5 separate regions of the Mus musculus genome follow, and all the other regions are linked to region 5. A link is a loop called in an ENCODE intact Hi-C map of the cell type or tissue named here. Cell type or tissue: gastrocnemius. All regions are shown on one strand. Region 1 overlaps Gm40377 (a long non-coding RNA gene). Region 2 has its middle 37 kb from the start of Tcf7l1. Region 3 holds the start of Tcf7l1 (transcription factor 7 like 1 (T cell specific, HMG box)). Region 4 has its middle 43 kb from the start of Tcf7l1. Region 5 overlaps Tcf7l1 (transcription factor 7 like 1 (T cell specific, HMG box)).

What was found. Hi-C counts contacts between places; a loop is a spot of excess contacts. Peaks named below come from ENCODE experiments on the same cell type or tissue, not always from the same donor. Only the 100,000 strongest peaks of a DNase experiment are listed, where the experiment ranks them.
Region 1: a loop joins it to region 5, with 4 times the contacts of the local background. A loop is called at or near these places in 13 of 42 quality-filtered maps.
Region 2: it touches region 5 in a loop (6-fold over the local background); 18 of 42 quality-filtered maps call a loop at or near these places.
Region 3: a loop joins it to region 5, with 4 times the contacts of the local background. A loop is called at or near these places in 17 of 42 quality-filtered maps.
Region 4: a loop joins it to region 5, with 9 times the contacts of the local background. A loop is called at or near these places in 18 of 42 quality-filtered maps.

Annotation. Positions count from the first base shown.
Region 1 is chr6:73,225,554-73,230,553 of GRCm38, forward strand. It overlaps Gm40377 (a long non-coding RNA gene), which reads left to right. Exons shown (of 3, transcript XR_869180.3): 3 at 178-281. Among named protein-coding and RNA genes, the nearest start is that of Gm40377, 5.3 kb to the left of the region's middle. In gastrocnemius, a CTCF peak has its summit at 2,470 (motif pointing left); no DNase peak of the experiment used is centred here; H3K27ac peaks cover 758 bases.
Region 2 is chr6:72,823,090-72,828,089 of GRCm38, forward strand. No RefSeq gene overlaps it. Among named protein-coding and RNA genes, the nearest start is that of Tcf7l1, 37 kb to the left of the region's middle. In gastrocnemius, no CTCF peak of the experiment used is centred here; DNase peaks (open chromatin) are centred at 2,040, 2,401 and 2,519; H3K4me3 peaks cover 663 bases.
Region 3 is chr6:72,786,960-72,791,959 of GRCm38, forward strand. It overlaps Tcf7l1 (transcription factor 7 like 1 (T cell specific, HMG box)), which reads right to left and starts at 2,086. Exons shown (of 12, transcript NM_009332.3): 1 at 1,751-2,086; 2 at 1,603-1,666; 3 at 1,252-1,379. The coding sequence starts at 1,993. In gastrocnemius, a CTCF peak has its summit at 2,674 (motif pointing left); DNase peaks (open chromatin) are centred at 888, 1,196, 1,656, 1,909 and 2 more places; H3K4me3 peaks cover 2,922 bases; H3K27ac peaks cover 3,025 bases.
Region 4 is chr6:72,829,358-72,834,357 of GRCm38, forward strand. No RefSeq gene overlaps it. Among named protein-coding and RNA genes, the nearest start is that of Tcf7l1, 43 kb to the left of the region's middle. In gastrocnemius, a CTCF peak has its summit at 2,177 (motif pointing left); DNase peaks (open chromatin) are centred at 2,160 and 3,782.
Region 5 is chr6:72,633,701-72,638,700 of GRCm38, forward strand. It overlaps Tcf7l1 (transcription factor 7 like 1 (T cell specific, HMG box)), which reads right to left. Exons shown (of 12, transcript NM_009332.3): 5 at 400-532. It overlaps Gm15401 (predicted gene 15401), which reads left to right. Exons shown (of 5, transcript NR_040422.1): 4 at 2,622-2,839; 5 at 3,379-4,017. Among named protein-coding and RNA genes, the nearest start is that of Gm15401, 6.9 kb to the left of the region's middle. In gastrocnemius, CTCF peaks have their summits at 2,480 (motif pointing right) and 3,441; a DNase peak (open chromatin) is centred at 2,545; H3K4me3 peaks cover 328 bases; H3K27ac peaks cover 727 bases.

The DNA of each region.
Region 1 (5,000 bases), 590 kb after region 5:
TAGTTTTAACTGTCAACTTGGCAGAGCCACCTGACGCAGTCATCTTAGAAGGCAGTCTCAATTGAGTAACTACCCAGATCAAACTAGACTGTGGGCATGCCTGTGGAAAGAATGTTTTGATTGTTAATTGGTATACAAGGGCCAAGGCCACTGTGGGTGACACCATTCCCTTTGCAGGTTGTCCCAGGCTATGTAAGCTAAACATGAGCCTGAGCAAGCCAGCAGGCAGTGCTCCTCCATGGTTTCTGCTTCAATTTCCTGCTTGGGTTCCTGCCCTGACTTCCCTCAATGATGAACTATGACCAGGAAGTGTAAGCCAAATAAATGCGTTTTTCCCTAAAGCGGCTTTTGGTCTGCATGGGCTTTTTTGGTTGTTTTGGGTCCTTTTTTTTTTTTTTCCAGCCACAGAGTGTGACTAGAAAACAGATTCTAGCCAAAGACAGCTAGATTGTAAAGAGGCTCGGGGAGTAGAAGTAACCTGTGAGAGAAGCAGTGTTCTGTACTGTGTGGACCACTGTTGATCACTGCACCTGCCCAGCTATTGTTTGCTATTAACACTAAAAGATGCCAGCCAGGCACGGTGGCACAGACATTTAGCCCCAGCACTCAGGAGACAGCCTGGTCTATAAGGTGAGTTCCTGGACATCCAGAGTTACACAGGCAGATAAATAAGCAAATACATAAATAAATGACATAGAATATGCCACCACAGCATCAGAGATGCAGCCCACGTTCCCCTTCTTTGGTAGCCATAATCTCTCATTCTGCCTGTGGGTTTTTTTCTCTCGGGTTACTTGACCTGTGAAATGGAACAGTCTATCGTCCCAGTTGTCAGAGAGACACGTAGTCTTTCCCCAAGGATTTCATTACTTACCGCAACAGAAATTACAAGTAGACACCATTACTAAAAGCACTTTTTAAAAAAGAAAAAGGCTAGGAGGCTCCGGTGGTATCTCAGCTGGTAATGTGCTTACCTTGCAAGCATGAACAAGACTTGAGTTTGCTGCCTAGAATCCACACGTGGGACCCTGGTAACGCTCGTGTTGGGGAAGCAGAGGCAGGCAGATTCTTGGGGCTCTCTAGTCAGCCACCCCAGCTTAATCAGTGAGCCTCAGGCCAACTAGAGACCTCCAAGGTGAACAGGGCCTAAGGAACACCACCCGTGGCATGCACATGCACTCACACTCACACTCACACTCACACACACAGTCACACACACACTCACACACATAACAGTCACACACAGTCACACACACATACACACACTCACACACACAATCACACACACTCAAACACACACACTCATACATACACTCACATACACATACATTCACACACATACACATTCACACACACAATCATACACACAACTCACACACACACTCACACACATAACACAGTCACACACAGTCACACACACATACTCACGCATTCACACACACTCATACACACACACTCATACATACACTCACACACACTCACATACACATACACACACACATTCACTCACATTCACACACATACTCATACATTCACACACACTCATACACACATACATACACTCACACACTCACATACACACACATACATTCACACACACACACATTCACACACACACTCATACACACTCATACACACACACACACACACGCACAGATATGACTTCATTTTTATAAGCGCTGACTTCATATAAACTCAGAAAGTATATGGTAGAAAGCCATAAATGTTCATGACATACATCTGTGTGATAGCCTTTGGCTTTTTATATTTTAAAATAAAGACTTTATGCTATTCTAAATATCAGAAAAGTGAGTGGGTGTAAAACTGACACAAGAAGGTACAAACTTTGGCAGAAATCAGGGTGGAACAGATCAGGGACAGGGTAATTTAACCTTCAATGAAAAGAAATGGTATCTGGCCCAAGAGATGGTCCAGTGGCTAAGCAGGCTTGCTGCCACAGCTGACAGCGGAAGTTCGACTCCCCAAACCCACACAGTGGAAGGGAAGAGCTGATTTCTGCAAGTTGTCATCTGACCTCCGCCACCACATACACAAAATAAATATTTAAAACCCCTTAAAAAAAACCGAGTCTGTTCTATGACAGTGAGAGGAAGATGGAGGGTGAAGTGAGCAAATCGGAAGATTTAGGTAGGGCCAGGTTCTATTTTCTTTATGAAGCAGGAGATATGAAGAAGGATAGATGGATAATGGTAAGGGAGAATTTAAATTTCAGGTCCTGTAGACCTTTGGAAATTGTGTTTACGGTTGTGTATACATATTGTTTTCTATAAATGTGATCACTTCTTAAAGGACTCTGTGATCGATTTTTCCTCAGACCTGGGAAGGTGGTCTCTATCTCTTAGCTTTGTGTGTGTGTGTGTGTGTGTGGGGGGGGGGGGGGGGGCGTCGGCTTTGCAAGGTTTCCTGATGCATAGTTTGTTCCTTTGGCGCCATCTTGTGGTCAAATGAATATACTACAAAATAAGTTAGGAATTGTGGCTCTAGTAGTTTCTTAGACTTGTAAAAAACTTGAGAGATTAGTTTCTCAGAAGTTATGAAAGTCAATAATTATTACTATATTTTCTTGTAGTTGAGACATTGTTTATATATATATACATATATACATATATACATATATACATATATACATATATACATATATACATATATACATATATACATATATACATATATACATATATACATATATACATATATACATATATACATATATACATATATACATATATACATATATACATATATACATATACACACACACACACACACACACACACATATATATATATATATATATATATATATATATGATAAACCATGGTCAGTCTTGGGTAGTTCTATTCTGGGAATTAAAAGTTTTTGGAAGGGAAACATCCCCTTTTCTTCAGAGGATTCCAGTGTGCAATCAAGTCCCAGAGCCTCTGGCTTAAGTCCTTAATCTTCACAGTGTGGTTTGCGGGCTAGTAGCATTGTGTCATCTGGAACTTGTTAGATACACAGGCTCTAACTTCCTGCCTCCAACTCCCGAGTCAGCCAGCACCACATTTCGAAAGCAGCAATTCCTGCATGTTAAGTTTTAAGGGCTGTCCTGGACAAAGGGTCTCTAGAGTACTCAAGTTAGGAGTGGTGCCCAGCAAGTAGGCGTTTCCTCCCCTCCCTTCTTTCCTCTCTCCCTCCCTTCCTTTCTCTCTTTCTTTCTTGTTGTTGCAAATATTTAATCTCAATCAGGGGTTTCTACCCAGCCTTTGATCATTCAGTTCTCAGATAAAAGATACACAACCTTTATATGCACTAGAGCTGGGTAGGTATCTACCCTCTGAGCTATTAGAATCTATTTCCCCATCAGTAACCCCGAGTTATAACTTGCTGTGTTCCAACTGGGCAGCTCTTAACTCCAGTTGGCCATTCCTTGGGGCCATGTTTTCATGACACACCCACCCCATAGCATCTTCTCCTCTCTCCGTATCCCCACCCTGCTCCCAGGGCTCCTGCCTCAGACTCCCAGCCAGGGAACCAAAACCCCACCTACCTCTCTTCTGCCCAGCTATAGGGTGTCAGCATCTTTATTCAACCAATAGTTTTAAGTTAAGTTAGTTAGTGGATTCACTAATCCCTGGAGGCAACCAGGCGTTGAGGGCCAGTATTTAGCATTACAACACATAGCAAAAGACAAAACCTCAACTGCCTTCCTTCCTTCTTTCCTTCCTTCCTCTCTTTTTCTTATAACACAGTGTTTGTCTGTGTAGCTTCTTGGCTATCCTGGAACTCTGTAACCAGGCTGGCTTTGAACTCAAGAGATCCGCTTGCTTCTGCCTTCTAAATGCTGAGATTAAAGGCTGCACCACCATGCCTGACTGGGTTTCTCCTGCAGAACGTATGTTACTCTATGACCCTGTGAGAAGACTTTTACTGTAAGAAATCCCGTCTGTGGCAGAGCCATCAGCTCTCTTCTGCAGTATCCTCACGATCTCCTTTAACACATTTGAGGACAATAGCATTCTTCCCTCATTTCTTCTCTGAGCCTTTACCCTCCTAAACACCCTGTGTCTTAGGTCTACGTACAACACTTTTGCAGAACTTTTTTCTGGTAATTCCACAATAAAAATGACTGTCAGAACTGAGGGTGACCAATCTTCTGACTGATAGAAAGTAACAAGGAGCCACAAGAAACTCTAGAAAGAAAAATGATTCTCTTCTATGTTTGTTATGTCATAACATATCTGTAAACTCAAAGTCCCTGTTCCTGCCCCTGCTACTGTCGCTTACTCTTTTCTGATTGGCCACATCATGCTGAAAGAACCTAGTGGGGAAACCCCCACTCAATTGTCGTTCGGCACGCACCCAAGAATCACGAACAGACAACCACGAACAGACGACCATCTTGATGTAAAAGCATGAGGTAGTTTAATGACGGAGCTCCGGGCCGACACATATCTCTCGCAGGAGACAGAGGTGTCGACCACATGGTGGAGCCATAATGGCGGAGCTCTGGTTCGAAACTTATCTCACACAGGAGACAGTGGTTTCGACCCCGAGGCTTGGAAGCTAGGGACTTTTATAGAAAAGGGGTGGGGCTGGGGGAGGAATTGGTGCGGTTTCACATGATTGGTCCATTTAAACATCAACAGACTGTCAGAAGGGCGGGAGATAGGGAGGTACCAGGCCAGTCAGGACAGGTAATGATGGGCCTGCCCGGGCATGTCCCGGCCTGTTCTGCTATTTTTTTTAGCCCCAGGTTTTAAAGCTCACAAACAACTCTTTGGGCTATTTGACATATTTCCTTTCAATGCCTCCTGACATCCTTGCATGTTATGATCATTCCTTAAAACTAAGCAAGTTTCCCTGTTAGCCAGTCCCAGGCGAGTCCTTCTCTCCATATGTTAGCCTAACATCTCACTCCATCACCTGTCTTTGGGCTGCTGCGCCTGCCAACAGTACCCCACTCTGGCTTCCTTTGGGTCATTTGAACTACATGTGTA
Region 2 (5,000 bases), 190 kb after region 5:
TCTCTCTCTCTCTCTCTCTCTCTCTCTCTCTCTCTCCAGACAGACTCCCATATATGCTTGTTACTAACTCGCACGCACACATGGAGGAGGAGGAAAATGGCCTATCAGACTCTTCCAAATTCCACCCTAAGGAAGTGTGGTAGTGGGAGCATCTCACCTGCGAACATGTAATGCCACTCAAGTCTCGGGAAGCAGTGTTCTGAGGCAGAACCAAGAAGCCGAGGGTGCAGCCAAAGCTCGCAGAGAGGGTCCCAGGCTTCCAGACGGAATCAACGAACTCTAATAGTTAATCAGATGGATTTGATAATTTTTGTGAATGAAGGCTTTCGTTTACCCATCTCCCTGATTTTTGAATGGAACATATCCCCAGCTGAGTTCTATGTCAGGCTCATCATTGTATGCCAAGTGGGGAAAAGATACCTTGTCTGTTTAACGTCACAGGCTCATAGGAAGAGAGAGCTAATTCTATCCTGAAGGCTGCCATTCACATCCAGATCTCATGAAGGTGGATGGGGCTTTGAGCCCACAGTTGAAGAGACCTTGGTCCACTTCAGTTAGGAGTGAATGAATTTTGCAGATAAGAAGGTCATGAAAATGGGGTGTGGTGAACCATGCCTTTAATCTCAGCACAGAGGTGGGTCTCTGTGAGTTTGAGGCCAGCTTGGCCCACAGAGTGAGTTCTAGGACAGTCAGGGTTACACAGAAAAACCCTGCTTAGAGAGAGAGAGAAAGAGAGAGAGAGAGAGAGAGAGAAGAGAAGAGAAGAGAAGAGAAGAGAAGAGAAGAGAAGAGAAGAGAAGAGAAGAGAAGAGAAGAGAAGAGAAGAGAAGAGAAGAGAAGAGAGAGCATGGATATGATAGGGTCCAGGTCTAGGACTGTGTTTGCTTAAGTGGCCCCTCACTACCCCCTATCTCTGAGGGTTGACATCTCATAGACTCCCCTTTTACTGAGCTGTAGGACCTACAGAGACTTCTAGATGCCAAGAACCCATGCCACTTGGGCCCGTGGTTTAGAGTCTTACTTTGCAATAGATGGTTGTTGGTGTGATACCCAATCTTTGTTGTCATCTTGCCGGGACTTGGTCACCTAGGTGACACATTCTGGGCTTGTCTGTGAAGGTTTTTCGTTTCGTTTTTTTTTAAAAGATTTATTTATTTATTTATTTATTATATGTAAATACACTATAGCTGTCTTCAGACACTTTTTCTTCTCTCTCCAGCCCTGCTCGCTCTGGACCAAAGATTTCTTCATTCATTATGTGTAAGTACACTGTAGTTGTCTTCAGACACCCCAGAAGAGGGCATCGGATCTCATTATGAGATGGTTGTGAGCCACCATGTGGTTGCTGGGATTTGAACTCAGGACCTCTGGAAGAGCAGTCAGTGCTCTTAATCTCTGAGCCATCTCTCCAGCCCCCTCGTTTTTTTGTTTTGTTTTTTTTTTTGTTTTTTGTTTTTTGTTTTTTTCCGAGACAGGGTTTTTCTGTGTAGCGAAACTCAGAAATCCGCCTGCTTCTGCCTCCCAAGTGCTGGGATTAAAGGCGTGCGACACCACCGCCCGGCTCGTGAAAGTTTTTCTAGAAAAGTTTAATGGAGGAGGGAAAACCCACTCTGAGCTGAAGGTGCTCTCCTGTGGGTTCTCATCCTGAAGAAAAATGAAGAGGAGAAAGCAGAACACCAGCTTCTCCCTCCCCTCCCCCTCCCTCTCTCCTTCCCTCTCCCCACACCTCCTGAGCAACTCACCACCACCCCTGCTCCCACCATAGTTGTTCAAACTAAGAGCCAAAATGAGCCCCTCTTTCCTTAAGTTGCCTTTATCAGTGATTTCATCCCAGCATGGGGGGGGGAGGGGCGGGGGGGGAGGGAGAAGGCTAAAGGCCGAGAGAACAGGTCGTTAACAGGTTGCTTTGCGGTGGCTTCCGAGACCCCTCCCTGCTCTGGGTCCCCACCCCTACAAATCTGACTACAACTCAAGCTGTTGCCAGGATCTCTGCTTCTCCTGATATCTGTATCGGAGCTGTTCTTAGCCGCTAGTCTGTTTCCTCCCGTTTCCTCCCGGAAAGCTCGTGCTGAGGAGAGAGGCAGGTTTCGGCTTCCTGGAATCGCCACAGAGAGAAAATAACCAGATTGCTGAGCCTCCTGCGAGTCCGAGACTCTTACCCCTACTCTGACAGGCCTGATCTGCTGCCTGGCGTCTTTCTGTACCAGTCTCTTCCTCCGAGGAAGGCTGCGGACTCACTGGCCTCTGCCAGGAGGATGATTGACAGCTGGAGCTCCTAGTGGGGCTCATTAAGAGTAGCTGGGTGGGCTACGGGGGTCTCGAGCTGCTGCCCTCCCCTGCCAGGCCCAGGCCCAGGCACCGTGCTAAGAGTGGATTGCGGTCTCCCAGTCTGGATGTCCTTTGCATCCCACCAGCTTGAGGCCCCAGCTGTGTCCCCCGGTAGAGGATCAGGCTCTGCTCCCACAGGCCTGGAAGTCAGTCTGGAATATTCATGAGTTGCAGAGCCTCATGCCCTCCAGCCCGCAGGGCTACACCACCCCTCCCAGCGCCCCCCGCCCCTCATTCCATCCCCCTGGCACGTGCTCCTCACTGCCTTCTGTCCAGACACCAGGAGCCCGCACCTCTCCCAGCTCCGCATCTCTCTCAAGAAGCTACTTGTAGTCTTGCAACATGCTGGACCTGCCTGTCATCGTTTTGGTTTGCAAATCGAACCTGTGAAAAGCTTCTTGCCCTGTGTGATATTAAAAACCAGGTGTAGACACTGCTTTGTCTGACATGGCGAGAAGTTGCCGCAGCCATAGTTGTCGGTTTGATTCAACTCTGTCGATGTCTCTACTGTTACTCCACAAATAAAGGCAAAAAAAAAAAAAAAAAAAAAAAAAAAAAATCAGCTTTTTCCATTGGGAAGGGAAAAGACCGTTATTTTTTTGCCAGATGTTCAGGAACAAGGACCTTGTTAGTTATTCGTGTGTATGTGGAGTTGTGTGTATCAGTAGAGATGTGCATAGAGGCGTTGGATCTCCTGAAGGTGGAGTTGCATGCAGGCTCTTGTGAGGCACCCAAAGTGGGAGCTGGGTACTAGTCCTTTGCAAGAGCCATATGTGCTCAACTGACAATGCTAAGCTAGCTCCTAGCGGGGCTCATTAAGAGAAGCGGGGTGGGCTCATGGATCCAAATCCAGTCTTAGTTACCCCCAACTTGGCAAGTTGAAAGGCCACTTCTGGGCAGTAAAGCCCCTGGCTCCCTCCCAAGGACCTGGTCACTATCCTCTTCTCTTGGTTCTGCTCTCCGTGGGACAGGGACAAATCTGAGGATCGTGACCACTCCCTTCTCACTGGGCTCAGTCAGCAGAGAATGGGGGCTGTCAGCAGAATCAGAATAGTGAAAGGGGTGCGGAGGGGCAAGTGGGGATCCTAATGAAGGAAGAGGTGTCATGGGTAACAGGACCCCGGACCATAGAGTGACTGACACCATGTTAGAGGTACCATTCTGACTTTAAAACCCAGCATGTAGGCTCCAACAGCTGACGAGCTGTTCATAGTTCCAGGAAAGTCCCCAAATAAAAAGTATCTGAAAGTGCTAACTTTGCTTTTTGGCTTTTGTAGTTCTGTGTCCTTCTAACTGAAGTGTGACAACCAGAATATAGTGTTTATATGTAAAAGACATGTACAGGGCACGGCATGTAAGGCTTGGGGCTGCAGGATGTGGGCAAGTTCTCCGTGCAGTCACCGGCCAGCTATAAGAGCTTTTCCTGGCTTTAACAGTCTTAGTGTGGTACTCTCTGGTGGGCATCTGGTACTTACAGCATTGGGGATGCTCTGAGCCTGAGCACCAGAGTCCATCCACAGGGAGGTTCTAGAGGAAGCATCGGTTTGACACTTGTCCTTAGGTCATGTCTGGCCTCTGAGCTCTACTCTCCACATCTGTAAAACGGTACCACAATGCCTTCCTTAAAGGTGTATCGGGAAGACCCCATGGCATGGCATGCGACTGCAGGGTGCCGAGCGGAGCACAGCATGGTAAGTGATGCGGAAATAAACCCTGAGAGGATAGTTTTTCACATTTTTTTTTCCCCTTCAAGACTGGGCCTCGGGGGCTGGTGAGATGGCTCAGTGGGTAAGAGCACCCTACTGTTCTTCCGAAGGTCCAGAGTTCAAATCCCAGCAACCACATGGTGGCTCACAGCCATCTGTAACAAGATCTGACGCCCTCTTCTGGAGTGTCTGAAGACAGCTACAGTGTACTTACATATAGTAAATAAATAAATCTTAAAAAAAAAAAAAAAAAGACTGGGCCTCATTATATAGCCTTGGCTGGCCTAGAACACTCTATGTAGACCAGGCTGGCCTCAGACTCACATGTTCTCTACCTCCCATGATGGGATTAAAGGTGTGTGCCATCACAGCTCAGCCTTTTTTGTCTCTCACCACCACCCCCTCCCCCCCTTTTGGGTTTTGAGAATGGTTCTCACTCTGTAGTCAAGGCTGGCCTGGAACTCATGGTCCTCTCACCTTACCTTATCCCTCTCTGGGATGTCAGGTGTGCTGGGATGTCAGGTGTGCTGGGATGTCAGGTGTGCTGGGATGTCAGGTGTGCTGGGATGACTGATAAGTGTGCTGGGATGTCAGGTGTGCTGGGATGACTGATAAGTGTGCTGGGATGACAGGTGTGCTAGGATGACTGACAGGTGTGCTGGGATGACTGTCAGGTGTGCTAGGATGACTGACAGGTGTGCTAGGATGACTGACTGACAGGTGTGCTGGCATGACAGGTGTGCTGGGATGACAGATGAGTGTTTCCATTTTCTGAAAAGATTTTTGTTGTTGTTTTTTTCTCATTTTTTGGTTTATTTATTTGTTTACTTATTTACTTAATTTTAACAAGATCTTTCTACATAACCTGTTATGGAACTCACTACATAGACCAGGCTGACCTTGAACTTAAGAGATCTGCCTGCCTCTCTCTCCCAAGTGCTGGAATTAAAGCTGTGTGTTACCATG
Region 3 (5,000 bases), 150 kb after region 5:
ATCAGAACGCAACCCCTAACCCCCAACCCCTAACCAGTGAACAACACCCACACACACACACACACACACACACACACACACACACACACTACACGAACTGTGGAGGCCATCCTGCTCCACCCAGCAAGGGCCCGAAATGACAGCAGGAACGACCCATTCAGCGCCCAGATCTTCCATGGCCACCCTTGAGTATAATCATATTTAAGATGAACTTTTATTCGAGCTCAGTTCCCTCAGGGATGCACTCCTGAGGAGTAGACACGCCAGCAGGGAGAATGAACCAACCAACTCTGGAAAGCTCTGTGCGAGGCAGAGACAACGAGCAAGGCGCCGCACAGCAGGAGGGTGTGCACCCAGGATTTACCATCCAACCCAGCATCAGCATAGGAAACTTGGATGTGGAGTAGCGGCTCGAAGACCAGGCCAACCCCGAACTGCACCCCTCATTTCGCAGGGGAGAGAGGCGGGAGCTCCGAGCTGGAGAGGGGTGAAGGAATCCGCCCTCATTTGCACATTGTCTGGGGCCGGGTCAATTTGCTTAATCACCGCTCTAAATGCCAGGCACACAGCACACAATGCGCTCCCATTAACAGGTTTAAAGTGTCGCAGCGCTCGCTTTAAATGAGAAAAGCCCGCAACAAAAGGGGGAAAAAGCCAAGTAAGAATGCCTTGGGTCGCCCTCCAAACCATCTCAGAGGAGTTTAAAACCCAGAGTTCTGCAGAAAAATTGAGGCCCTGGGGGTGAGGATTGGGGGTGGGTCGTGAATAGTTCACACAAAATAAGGAGTTTGTACAGCTCACAGCAGCCCAGGGAACCCGCAGGTCAGAGGACATCTCAAGTCAGGATCCTCCAGGCCCTTGCCCAACTTTCTCCCTTGCCAAGGGGAAAGCTGACCAATCTCCGGGAAGGAAAGCGAGACACCCCCCCCCCAAACACACACCCCCCACCTCCAAAGGCAGGCACAAATCCAAGTTTTCCTTTGGTAGGAGCAAGGAATTTGGGAGGCTGGGAGGTCCCACCAGGCCGCAATCTCCCAAAGGCGAGAAGTTAAAAGAACTTTACTTTCATCCCGTTACTGGCCAAAAGCAGTCTCATACTAGGCCGCCACAGGGGAGTTTGACTCTGCAAACAAGTTCGGCCCAGGATCAGCTCAGGCAGGAGGCCCCATCCCCCACACCACGGAAAGCCCAGGGGCGCATCCCGCCGGGCCCGACGCCCACCGGTCCCGGCACGGCCGGACTGACACTTACGGTGCGCGCTCCACCAGGAGACAGGGGTCCGTTGGAGAGGTACGGGCTGCTCAGGTCTGGAATCATCAGGAAGGGGTACCCAGGATACGCAGGTCCCTTAAAAAAAGCGCCATCCTGGGGCCTTCTCACTGCGGACAAAACCAAAGTGGAGTGAGGTCAGGGGTCCCCCAGACAGAGTAGCTATCTGGAGCTCGGGGCGGGAATCTGGAACCCGAGCACCCCTCGAGTGAGCCCCAGAGTGGCTGCTGCAGCGATGGGAGGAGAGCAGGGGTTCCGCCACCCGGACCGTGGAGACCCGTACGGCCAATCGCTGATGGCTGGAGAGTGGAGACTGACGGAGAAGGCACTTACCTTCGGCGAAATAGTCGCGCGGCTTCTGGAAAGCGTCCCGGGCGGGCTGCGGGCGCCTCTCCGCCTGTGGAGGAGACACAAAGGCGAGGGCGGGTGAGCGGGAGCGGGACCCGGGTCCCCCAGAGGCTGACCCTAGGAATCCCTTTACCTCGGAGTCCGAGCTACTGCTCTGATTCTCCGATTCGTTGACCAGGGACGACTTGACCTCATCCAGATCCCTCTGCGCCGAAGCGCTGTCGCTGCTCGGCTCTTGCTCTTCGCCCCCCTCGTCCTGGAAGGGGATCAGCTCGTCGTTCGCTCCGAGGTCGTCCCCTCCACTGGTTGCCCCGGCTCCGGAGCCACCGCCTCCCCCGCCGGCGCCGCCACCGCGGCCACCACCGAGCTGGGGCATGGTGGGGCCACGGGCCGGGGCCGCTGCGCTCGGAGCCCCGCGCCCTGCCTGGCCCGGCCCGGCGCCCCTCCCTCCCTCTCGCTGGCCCGGCTCCGATCGTTTGGCCGCTGCGGCGACAAAGTTTTGACAGGGCGTGGCTCTGTGGGAAGCGGGCCCAGCACCGCCCAGCCGGGGCAAGAGACACTCGGCTCCGAATCGTCCCGCAGCACGGAACCTAGGACTCCCAACTAGCCGCCGCCACCGCCGCTGCCTTCTCGGCCCGGGCGTCCCAGCGCCTGGCCCGCCGGGGAGGGGCGATGGGGAAGGAGGGAGGGACCGCCCGGCGGGGCAGGGGGGCCGGAGGGAGGAGCCCCGGCTGCAAGCTGACACCCGCGCCTCTCGGAACCAGGCGAACTGCAGCGCGCGCACGCACACTCGTATTCACACTCGCGTCCTGCTCGCTTGCACCTTCCGGGGCCTACAACTACCCTCCTCGTGCGACCACCCTACCCCTCGAACTTATCCAGATCCCCTCCAGTGAACTCCATGGCTACCCTGGGAAGTCCTTTCTCGCACCCTCCCTCTAAGAGTCTGGCCCGCACTCCTTCACATCCCCTAACTTTCTTTGCAAACAAGCCCCAGAACTCCGCGCGGGTTCCCACTCCGCTCCCACCGCACTGGCAGGCAGCACTGCCCCCTGCGGGACAGCCGAGGACTCGCAGATCCGCCGAGCACAACCACTCAGCCTGCCGAGTACAGGATCCCATCAGCCCTTCTACTCAGCCAGATTTTGTGACACTTTGAAACAAGTTGAGCGGTCTTACATTCCCTTTCCTATGGTATTCCAACGCATTCCTGTCCCCAAACTGTGTTTTTGATCACTTCCTCTTAGTAAGGAACTACTGCAACCTTGAAGATCACGCTTTCTCTCTAAAGCTGGAGAAGAGGTGTGAAATTCAATACTCACTGTCTTGGATTCAGACGGGATTTTAACTGTATTGATTTTAAGAAGAAATTATCACCCAGAACTCCCAAAGCTGATTAGGAAGCTGCCGTGATAGCCCACAAGCACCATAAGCAAATTACCTAACTAGCTTCATAGGTAAAAAACAGACTTGAGAGAGTATCTGGGCGCTAACAAGATGGCTCAGCAGGTACTTACCGTCAAGCCCCATGTCTTCAGTTCCCTGTCCGGTACCCACATGGTGGAAGTAGAGAACAGACACTCGTCCTCTAGCTTCTACGTGTGGACCATGCCATGTGCACTCATTCCCTCACAAGTTAGGTATCATTTAAAAGATGGAGATGGTAGAGCGTGTATTTAGCATTCATGAGGTCCTGTGTTCAATCCTCGGGACTAGATAGACTCATATATCCTCAGTCAGCTGGGGATGGGGGAAGTAACGCCACTTGGAGCCATCCTCCATGGGGACATTGGTGACAACATAAATTTTAAAATCAGTCTAGAACGTCAGTATGAGCATATTTTTTAAATGTTTTAAACACAACTGAAAGCCAGGTATGGTGACCTGTGCTTTTAATCCCAAAACCTGAGAGAGGAAGCAGAGGCCGGTGGATCTCTGTGAGGCTGAGGCCAGCCTGGTCTACACAATGAGGTACAAGACAACTGCTTAGAGAGGCCCCTGTCTTTAAAAGCAAGCAAGCCAGCAAACAAGCAAGCAAGCACAACTTACACATGAGGCTGGACAAAGTTACAGCTTTAAGAAGGGGGTGATGGAGAGAGCTACAGTCCATCTGCATCTTTCTTCCCACAGAACCCACAGCAGGGAACTGGGCAGGTTGAGCCCCGACTTAGGTGGACCAATAATGGGTTTAAAGAAACACCATTAAGACAAAGATTAGTACATATAGCTTTCGGTGTCTCATTTAAAAACATTTTAGGGGTTGGGCAGTGGTGTCACATGACTTTCATCCCAGCACTCAGGAGGCAGAGGCAAGTGGATCCCTGAGTTCAAGGCCAGCCTGGTCTACAGAGTGAGATCCAGGACAGTCAGGGCTACACAGAGAAACCTGTCTCAGAAAACAAAACAAAAACTAGGTGACAGAGGCATGGCAGTGACAGTGATAGCTTAGGGCTAGTCCACTGAGCTCAGAGCTAAGAGTGAGTCTAGAGCCTGAGTTTGGTAGTTGCTGCTCTCCTGTAGCTTATCCCAGACCTCCTCCACCCTTTGGTCAGAGTACCTCAGCACACACCCTCCCTCGTGTTATTATATGGTATTTTGCAGAAGGTTTTTTTTTGTTGTTGTTGTTAAAATAATTGTATAGGAGGAATCTATGGAACTCTTATTTAAAACCCTTTTCCTGTGGTGTATAAACATATGAAGAGCTCATTGTATTAGTTCTCTATGGCCACTGTGATAAATCACTACAAACTTGGTTGCCTAAAAAGAGAAAGATGTTCTTAAAGGACAGTAATCTTTCTATTGTTGTTGAAATACAAATTAGTTTTACTAGATAGAAATTAAGCTGTTGGGGGCTGGAGAGATGGCTCAGTGGTTAAGAGCACCGACTCTTCTTCTTTTTTGTTTTTGTTTTTGTTTTTCGAGACAGGGTTTCTCTGTATAGCCCTGGCTGTCCTGGAACTCACTTTGTAGACCAGGCTGGCCTCTAACTCATTAATCTGCCTGCCTCTGCTTCCCGAGTGCTGGGATTAAAGGCCTGCGCCACCACGCCCGGCCGGACTCTTCTTCCTGAGGTCCTGAGTTCAATTTCCAGCAACCACATGGTGGCTCACAACCATCAATAATGGGATCCGATGCCCTCTTCTGGTGTGTCTGGAGACAGCTACAGTGTACTCACATACATAAAGTAAATAAAATCTTAAAAAAAAAAAAAAAAAAGGGCTGGTGAGATGGCTCAGTGGGTAAGAGCACCCGACTGTTCTTCCGAAGGTCCAGAGTTCAAATCCCAGCAACCACATGGTGGCTCACAGCCATCTGTAACAAGATTTGATGCCCTCTTCTGGAGTGTCTGAAGACAGCTACAGTGTACTTACATATAATATAAT
Region 4 (5,000 bases), 200 kb after region 5:
GTGGACCTGGCTGCCAGGTTCTCCCAGCATCCCTCAGTCCCTACCTGTCACAGGATATAGCGGGCTTTGAGTTCACAAATGCTCAAGCTACACCCAGTGTGGCACACAGTCTCCTTCTGTGGAAACGTAGAACTCTGGGTTCCTACAGCACCATGTATGCCTGCACGTGGTTAAGTTCCCCACCATGATTGATGATAATGGATCAAACCTCTGAAACTGTAAGCCAGCTCCAATTAAATGTTTTCTTTTAGAAGAGTTGCCTTGGTCATGGTGTCTCTTCATAGCAATGAAACCCTAAGACATTCTCCTTCCAGAATTTTCTCAAGGGCTTTTTACATACTAGATGAAACATTTTACAAAGTGAGCTCTATCCCCAGAACTGCCTCCAACTTTGCATTTAAAAATTACTATTTATTTATACATCATTATGATGATGATGATGATGATGATGTTGGTTTTTCGAGACAGGGTTTCTCTGCATAGCTCTGGCTGTCCTGGAACTCACTTTGTAGACCAGGCTGGCCTCAAACTCAGAAATCTGCCTGCCTCTGCCTCCAAGTGTGCCACCACTGCCCGGCTTATTTATACTTTAAATTTTAGTTTTATTTTGTGTGCATGGGTGTGTTGCCTATTTGTCTGTCTGTCTACCACATGCATGCTTAATGCCTGCAGAGGCCAGAAGAAGGTGTCAGATCCTTAGAATGGAGCTACAGTTACAAGCCACCACGTATGTGCTGGGAATTGAACCTGGGTCCTTTGCAAGAGCAGCCAGTGCTTTTAGCCACTAAGCTATCTCTCCAGCCTTATTACTTATTTACTTTGATATCTTTGGAGACAGATTCTCTTTACATAGCCCTGGCTATCCTGGAACTCACTATGTAGATTGGATTGGCCTCAAACTCAGATCTGCCTGTCTCTGCCTCCTGAGTGCTGGCATTAAAAGCCTGTGCCACCACACCTGTGGCCCTTCCCCCCAATTATTTCTCTATGTTCTCATTAGTGCAGTGCTTGAAGTCAGAAGAAGATAACAGATACCCTCAGCTTGAGTTCCAGATGGTTGTGAGCCACCCTGTGTGGGTGCTGTGTCCTGTCCCCAGGAATAGGAGAACACCATCTTAACTGCTGAGCCATCTCTTCAGCCCCCCACCTCCTGCCTTTCACTAGCAATATCAACTAGGGGTTTATGTGCAATCATTTTCAAAATGCTTTGTAATCGCCATATCCTCAGTGTCCCGTGTAAGTGCCCATGTAAGCAGTCTTAGGTCCTTTTGAGGGAAAGGCTGGAAGGGTCATTGCCAAGTTCAGTGGCTCTTGCTCCAGAGGTCCTTTCTTCTGGAGTTCTAGCATCTTTCATCTGCAGGCTTATGTTTTATAGCCTTATAACTTCAAATGGGCAACTGCCCTCAGCTTGCCCCTATCCATCCTGATTTTCTCTGGATAATTCAGTTGGAGTAGAACTATTTTTTTTAAAGTATACTACTTTTTTATTTTTATTTTTTATTATACATAAATTCACTGTAGCTGACTTCAGACACACCAGAAGAGGGCGTCAGATCTCATTATGGGTGGTTGTGAGCCACCATGTGGTTGCTGGGATTTGAACTCAGGACCTTTGGAAGAGCAGTCAGTGCCCTTACCCGCTGAGCCATCTCTAGAACTATTGTTTGCTGTTGGTTTTGTTTGTTTGTTTTTCGAGACAGGGTTTCTCTGTGTAGCCCTGGCTGTCCTGGAACTAACTCTGTAGACCAGGCTGGCCTCGAACTCAGAAATCCACCTGCCTCTGCCTCCCGAGTGCTGGGATTAAAGGCGTGTGCCACCACCACCCGGCTAACTGTTTGGTTTTTTTAAATTAGTTACAATGAACCTCTCTTCTCCAAATTCCTTCTGATGGTCCCTGTAAGCTGCAACTTGCTCTGCATAGCCATCACTGCAAGGTTCCCTGGAGAACGAGAAAGCCAGGTCAGAGAGAAAGCAGGAGGGTACCACAAGCTGATAAATGGCAGTGTTGGCACTGAAACCAAGCGGTCTCCTGCAGAAACCCAGTTGCCTCTTATCCAGGGAACTCTGTTAAGTGGGCCCACCTGTTTTGAGGTTGCTTCCAAAGCCTAAGGGCAAAGACAAGGGGTTGTTTCTCTATCTTACATTGATCTACTGCCCCCACGTGGCCACATATTGAACTTCACCCCTGTTTGATCCCAAACTATGAGCCCCCTTCCTCACCCTAGTGGGAAACAGACCTGTGTGCATCAGACAGCAACCTGGGACCTGAGACAGATCCTTCATCTTCCTAGACCTCAGCTGCATTCTTCTGAAAACAGTGGATACCAGGTTAATCAAAAATATGAAGTAGTCGGGCAGTGGTGGCGCACGCCTTTAATCCCAGCACTTGGGAGGCAGGGGCAGGCGGATTTCTGAGTTTGAGGCCAGCCTGGTCTACAGAGTGAGTTCCAGGACAGCCAGGGCTACACAGAGAAACCCTGTCTCAAAACAAAACAAAACAAAACAAAACAAAACAAAACAAAACCAAATCCAAAAAAGTATGAAGTAAAATAACATAGCCAAATTCTGGTCGGAGTTGTAATGTTTAATTTCTTCTTGTTTAAGACAATGTGGCCTCATACCTCAGCACTGAGCAAACTGCAAAACTGGCTGGAGTTCAACACGGGGAACCCCAGGCCACTTCCTTTAGACAGTGGGGAATAGCTTGGTGTTCTCTGGGCTCAGATTCTCTTATCTCCAGATGGTTGTGAGCCACCATGTGGGTGTTGAGAATTGAACTTGAGTTCTCTGCAAGAGCAGCCAGTGCTCTTAACCACTGAGCCATCTCTCCAGCTCCTCCTAGGATCTGCATTGAATGGAAGGGTTTACGTTTCTGGGAGGGACTGTGGAGATAGCTTACTATTTAAGGTATACACAGTACATGCATGAGGACCTGTGTTCGCTCCTACCAGTCATGTTAAAAGCCAGGTACAGGACCCGGTACATGCTTTAAGCCCAGCACGCAGGAGGCAGAAGCAGCTGGATCTCTGTGAATTTGAGGTCAGCCTGGTCTACATAGAGAGACCCTGTCTTAAAAAAGAGTCTCGTCTAGACAAGTCAGGGAGCTACAGATTCAGTGAGACTCTGCTTCTATGGGCGATAGAGCAAGATGAACTATGTGGACCTCTGTCTGCCATATGCATGCATGCGTGTGAACATGCACACATATGCGTATGTGTATGAATATACACACATGCATATATACATAGATACACACATGTGCATGCACATATTCATGAACATGAGTACATAAATATACAGACTTGCTGAGAGGTTCATTATTTTTTCTGCCCTCTGATTTAAAGATTCTTCGTGAAGAAAGGTCTCCACTAAGCAAGGCATTGTTGCTTTTAAAGCTGGAAGTACTTCACAGTAAAGGTCACAGAACAGGTTTTTCTCTCAAGCCTCCCTTCTTGGACAATGGTTGAAGCCATCCAGATGTAAGGTTGCCAGGTGCCTTCACAGATGTTACTCCTCAGTGATGCAGCCAGCTGAGGTTCCCAAGACACATCTAAGGAGCCTCTTCAGCCCCAGAAGGCAGCCTGGGCTGGGACCTGTTCCTGGGGTCTGCTGCTTCTCCGATGTGGCCCAGCAGCCGTAGAATAGCCTGTTCATTGACATGAAATGGCTTCCTTATGGCTGATCCCCAGCCTCACAGAGCAAGGATGGAAGCCTAGCCCTGACTGCACATTCGTGCCATTGCTGAAGCCAGAAACATCTCTGGAACGGTTCCTTCCTGTCCCTGGAAATAAGCCAGCATGCCCATCATGAGAGGGAGGAAACAGTTGGCAACTTAAGGTGGTAGATGAAGTGTCATAACTCACACTCATTACAAGAGTGTAGCCCAGGCTAGCTTCAAACTCTTCACGTAGCCAAGGATTATCTTGAACATCTTATTTTCCTGCCTCTGTTCTGGGATGATAATCACAATGTACTCCTGTTTTATGTGGTGCCAGGGTAGAGTCCAGGGCTCTGAGAGCACCAGGCAGGCACTCTGCTGAGAGAGCTGGTTTGTGGTCCATGCTGGCAAGTTTGAAGGCAACTCTCCAGTATTAGAAATGTCCCCAGTTTCCTCTCTAGCCCTGTGACGACAGCTGGTGTTGGTCCTGCATCAATGTTTTCAGCTCACCAGTGGCTGCTTTACCTCCCCTTCTCGAAGTTTTCCCAAGGATGCTGTCCGTCTGCTCCAAAGGAGACTTCTGAGGCCTTTGACCCTGAATCTGTTGTAGTAAAGTTAGGCATTTTGAAGAGGCCAGGAAGAACACTAGAATAAATTCTGTTTTCTTTTTTTTTAAAAAATATTTATTTATTTTATTTATATGAGTACACTGCCACTGTCTCCAGACACACCAGAAGAGGGCATTCGATCTCATTACAGATGGTTGTGAGCCACTACATGGTTGCTGGGAATTGAACTCAGGATCTCTGGAAGAGCAGTCAGTGCTTAGTCGCTGAGCCATCTCTCCAGCCCTAAATTTCGTTTTCTAGAACTGCCTAGATTAGTCCAGATTCCACACAAGGCTTTGCCTTTGACTTGAGTCCCACTTCCTGGGAAGCTAGGATCTGGGGCTATGTCTTGTTTTTACAAGTGTTAAGCCTTCCCAAGTCAACATTGTGGTGGCTATCAGAATCATGGGGACACCAAATGGTATGCATAATGGGATTCTCTGTTGTGCCGCCTCCCAACTGCTGCCAAGTGGTGCCACAGACCCCGGGTAGCTGCAGTCGTGTGGGGGCTGGAAGGGGAAAGACCAGGGAGGTAAAGAGAGATGGCCTCACAGCAGGTTCCCACAGGATGGAGGAAGAGGCAACTGAGAATCTCAGGACACAAGTGGCTGAGCTTGCTTCTCCACAGGGAATGGGGCCACTCTACCGAGACTCACCAGATCAAACCACGGTCACATTTTGCTCATGAAACATTTGGAGTTGCCCCACACATACCTAAACTTAAGGGTGTCATC
Region 5 (5,000 bases):
GGTTTTTATTCGACGGTCATCTCGCCCTACCCCCAAATAATCATTATTTCTTTAAACATGGGCTCTGAAAATTCTTAGTGTTACAGTGACTCAGTAGGAACGTTATGAAGACCTAGGCTTCCAGGTACGGACAGGTGTGGTGGGCAGTTAATTATCACCTTCCACACATTAAAGCCAGCTCCGCCCCCATTGTTTTAAAAGCCATTTTGACGTCTGTCCAGAAGGCTCTATTGGAAATATGTGGTGTAGTGGGCACACGTTCTGGTTATAGAGGCCCAACCTCAGATGACTAAACAACCCTTGCATTTACAATGGTTCCAGGCTCTATACTTAACCCCCGACCCCATAGAGCCCCACCACCGCTCTTTGGGAGCCCAGCTTGTCACAGGGGCCACTCACCTGTCTTTGGGTCGATCTCTGGGGACAGATGCGTGGGAGGGGACGCAGGGGAGAAGTGGTCGTTGCTGTAGGTGATGAGAGGTGTCAGCGGGTGCATGTGATGAGGGTGCTGAACAACAGGAACTTTGTTGGACTGCAAGAGAGAGAGGAGATGGACTAGGCACAGTGGCAGGAAGACGGTGTGTCCAGCCAGCTGCCACTCACCGGTGGCTCCTTTCAGTGTAACACCCTTTCCAGCCCTCACAACTGGCCTAGAGGGAAGGAAACGAGAAGAGGATGAGAGAGGGCCTCGAACTCCCACCCCGGTCTCTAACTCCCACACAGCCCCCCTTTATGGGTACAGCGGGGCGCTTGTGGGCTGTGCCGTTCTGACAGGAGCTCTCGGGTTTATGTAACCACGTTCTGACTTTACTGACGAGAAGCCCTTTGACCTCTCTGTCACTTCCTGCTGCCCCTCTTTTCATCCGATATGCATACCACAAACTCTGGTCTGCTCAGTTCCTGGGGCTTCCTGGGTTTCCAAGTCTTATAGCAGGTAAAGTGGGCAGAGCAGGGATGAGAGCAGGAAAGCCCATCCTGATCATGAGGTGTGCTGCTGGCCTTGGTGGTGCAAAAAGGCCTCAAACCGAGTAGCTTCCTAGTTAGTCCTCTGTACTTGTTAGCTGTAGCAGCATAAGGTGAAACTTAAATACTGCCTTCACATTTTCAAAGATTTATTTATTTTATGTATGTGAGTACACTGTAGCTGTACAGATGGTTGTGAGCCTTCATTTGGTTGCTGGGAATTGAATTTTCAGGACCTCTGCTCACTCTGGTCAACCCCGTTCGCTCGGGTTGGCCCTGCTCGCTCAGTCCCTGCTTGCTTGGGCCCAAAGTACACTGTAGCTGACTTCAGACGCAACAGAAGAGGGCGTCAGATCTCATTACGGGTGGTTGTGAGCCACCATGTGGTTGCTGGGATTTGAACTCAGGACCTTTGGAAGAGCAGTCAGTGATCTTACCCACCAGCCCATTCACTTTTTTGGAGAATTTTTTTTTTTTTTTTTTAGTTTTCTAGAGACAGGGTTTCTCTGTGTAGTCCTTGCTGTCCTGGAACTCACTCTGTAGGTTCTCAAACTCGGAGATTCGCCTGCCTCTGTCTCCCAAGTGCTGGGACTGAAGGCGTGTGTCACCTACACCTGGCTGCTTTCACTGTATTTCCTGGCCATCACAATGATGAATATACAGCACAAGAAAGAACATGTGCAATAACTAGCTCTGACATCAGATTTCTAGGAACCAAGTGAGTGTATCCAAATGATGAACCTGGGTTTATAGGGGCCAGCCTGTCAAAGGGTAATTTTCGGCACTATAAACGTAATAGGGCTATTGAATTACAGAGAATGTTCAGTGGGTCAAGGTGGATGCCTGATAACCTGCCATCTCTTTCTAGATCCCTCAGGGTAGATCCTCTGACCTCCACAAGAACACCATGGCTAAAGGATGCCCACCCACATACACACAAAGAAATATAATGAATAAAAATAGAGAGAATTGCACAAACCATGATACAATTCATAAACAATGATTCTAAAACTGATTGCTACATAATCACACAGCTAAGCCAGCCCCTGCCAACAACGCCCCATGTCATTTATTTATCTTTGACAACATCGCATTATATAGTCCAGGCTAGTTTCGAACCCATGATCATCCACTCCAGCCTTCACGCTTCAGTTTTTAATTTATATTTATTTGTATCATTTTTGTCATTTTATAGTGAGAACTCTTAGGCTGGAATATGTAGCACAGTTGTTTAGCATCCTTGAAGCCCCACGTTTGATCTCCAGCTCTGTGTAAACTGGGTGTGGTAGCATAAACCGGTAACGCAGACACTTGCACTCAGGAAGTAAAAAGATCAGAGGTCAAAGGTCACTCTTTGTTACATAGTAAGTTAAAAGCCAGCCTGGACCAACCCCCTTCCATAAATAAACTAAAAAGTTTCAGTTGCCTGCTTACCCTTCAGTCAAAGAACACATAAAGGGAGTTCAATTTGCAAATCTAGGTATAAATCTAAATGACCTGCGGGTTATAATTTTGTACCACTAGGGGGCATCATTGTCCAGAAAATGGTCCGCGAGGGGCTGGACAGGAAGTGTTGCTGAGCAAGAGTTGTCCTAGAGGCTGGCCTGTCCTCTTAGGAGGCTACCTCCCACTCTGTCCTCACCCACTTCTCTCTCCAGCTGTCCCCAGGAGCTTGATGAGCACGGCAAAGGCTGAGGCTACCGTCAGGAATGCAGAGCCTCAAGTGGACAACCTCAGTACAAGACGTAGGAGCCACACGGGCTTGCTCAGCAAGGAATGCCATCCGAAACAGAGCCAAGTCCTTCCAGCAATGCCCCATCCGAAACAGCCAAATCCTTCCAGCAAGCTACATAGGTCGAGCACCTTCTCAGCCCAGGTATCTTGACAACTCCTCTCCCTGATCCATTTTAAAGTTTTGTGTGTATGTGTGTACACAGATGGAGACCTGAGGAGGGTCTCCTTGATCTCCTTTTGACTTACTGAGGTCTCTTGCTGAACCCAGAGCTTGTTGATCTTGGCTCAACTCCTTGCCCTGTCTTTATAATCTGCTAAATCCATGCGAGGCTGCCACAGCTGCCTGGGTTTTATGTGTTCTGAGCATCCCAGTTCCTTCTGGTCCCCACACTTTATCTGCTGAGCCATCTCCTTTGGCCCGCAGCTTCACCTTGCTGAGGCAGGCTGTGTAACTTAGTCTGCTCGATGACCACCACAGCCTGCTTCAGTCTTTTCCCTTTTGAAGCTCTTCAAACTCACAGCTCTTAAGAAAGCAAAGGGGTCCCCAGGGCATATTTTAAGCCCAAAGTAAAACCAACCCCTAAGGGCTCGCCATGGAAAACTGTCCACCAGAGGAGTCCCCCTCCCTCTTGTTGTCCTTCTTCTTTTATAGATTTATTTATTTGCTTATTTCATGTATAGGATTGCTCAGGTGTTCATGCACACCAGAAGAGGGAATCAGATTCCATTATGCATGGTTGTGAGCCACCTTGTGGCTGCTGTGAATTCAACTCAGAAGAGCAGCCAGCCTCTTAACTGCAGAGCCATCTCTCCCTTAACCTGATCAGAAACCAGCTGCATGGGATTGATCGCTCAGGAGAGTAGACCCTTCCCTTCTGCTGTCAATCACGATGGAGTCCTGGACTTGACAATGGCTGCCCAGGAAATCACCCAACATTTCAGTAGACAACTAACAACGCTATTCAGAATATGAGTTTTGTCAATCATCCATGACCCCTTAGCTGATAGAGAAGGGCAGGGCTCCCGGGGAGAATGGACACTGAAAATGTTTGCAGTGACATCAGTTTCTTTGAAACATCCCAAAGTCCATGGGGAGGGAGCAGGTCCAGTAGAGGTCGTTCCTTCAGACACACTGTGGGTGGTGTCTGCCAGAGCTGGTCAACTGTGGGGCTGGTAGGGGATCCCGGAGGACTGAGACTCCACAGCAGCACCCTGCCACCCTCCGACTCTGCCACCTGCCCCGGAGCAGCTAAGCCAGGGGTCCCTCCATTCTTCTGTCACCCGACCCAGGTAAATAGAAGAAAGTATCAGCTTTGCCACATCTCCTGACTCTTAACCTCAGGTTGGTTGCAGGAATATCCCCAAGCTCCTCGTGTATTTCCTAAGTGTGTTCCTAAGGTCTGAACGGCGACTTAGCTGGGCTCCGCTAACTGAGATGTGTTACAAGAGGAAGGACCAACAAATAAGCAATGTGTCAACCAGAATATAGTCCCAAGGTCCAATTCTCTTGCAGCAGATCTCACATTCCACATGGCAAGAACTCATTTCCGGTTTGTTTGCTTGTTTACTTGGGTTTTCGAGACAGGGTTACTCTGTGCAGACCCGGCTGTATGGGAACTTACTTTGTAGACCAGGCTGGCTTCAAAGTCATAAGCCCTCTTGCCTCTGCCTCTCAAATGCTGGGATTAGAGTTGTGCAGCATCTCAATGGGCTAGACATTCCTAATTTTAAAACATTTAAATGTGTGTGTGTGTGTGTGTTCGTGCATGCTGATGATGTCACGGTGTGCTTGTGGAGATCAGGCGACAATCTGTGAGAATGGGTTCTCTCCTTCTATCATGTGGGATTCAGGGCTAGACTCTCAGATCTTCAGGCTTACAGGTAAGCACCTTTAACCACAGAGCAATTTTACTGTGCTCAATGCAAAGATTTTAAGAGTAAATGTATTCATGAGAGTGAGCAGGCCCTACTGACCACCACCAGCCCAGATCTGCTTTTGTTTGGTTTTTGTTTTATCTTGGTAATTTTCTGGCTTAAAGTTTTATGGCAGAGAGCAACGTTCTTTGCATCCACCCTATCACAAACAGCTAAAGAACTCTTCCTTAAGTCAATTCCTTAGATGATGGTCTCCTTTTTAATTATGCATATTTGCCTCCCCCCTCCCTCCCTCCCCTTCTCCCTTCTCCCTCTCCTGTCCTGTCCTGTTCTGTCCTCTCCTCTCCGGTATCTACCTGTCTCTACCTCCCTAGTCCTGGAACTAAAGGCTGGGATAAAGCCACTGTGCCTGGCTTTATTTTTCTTTT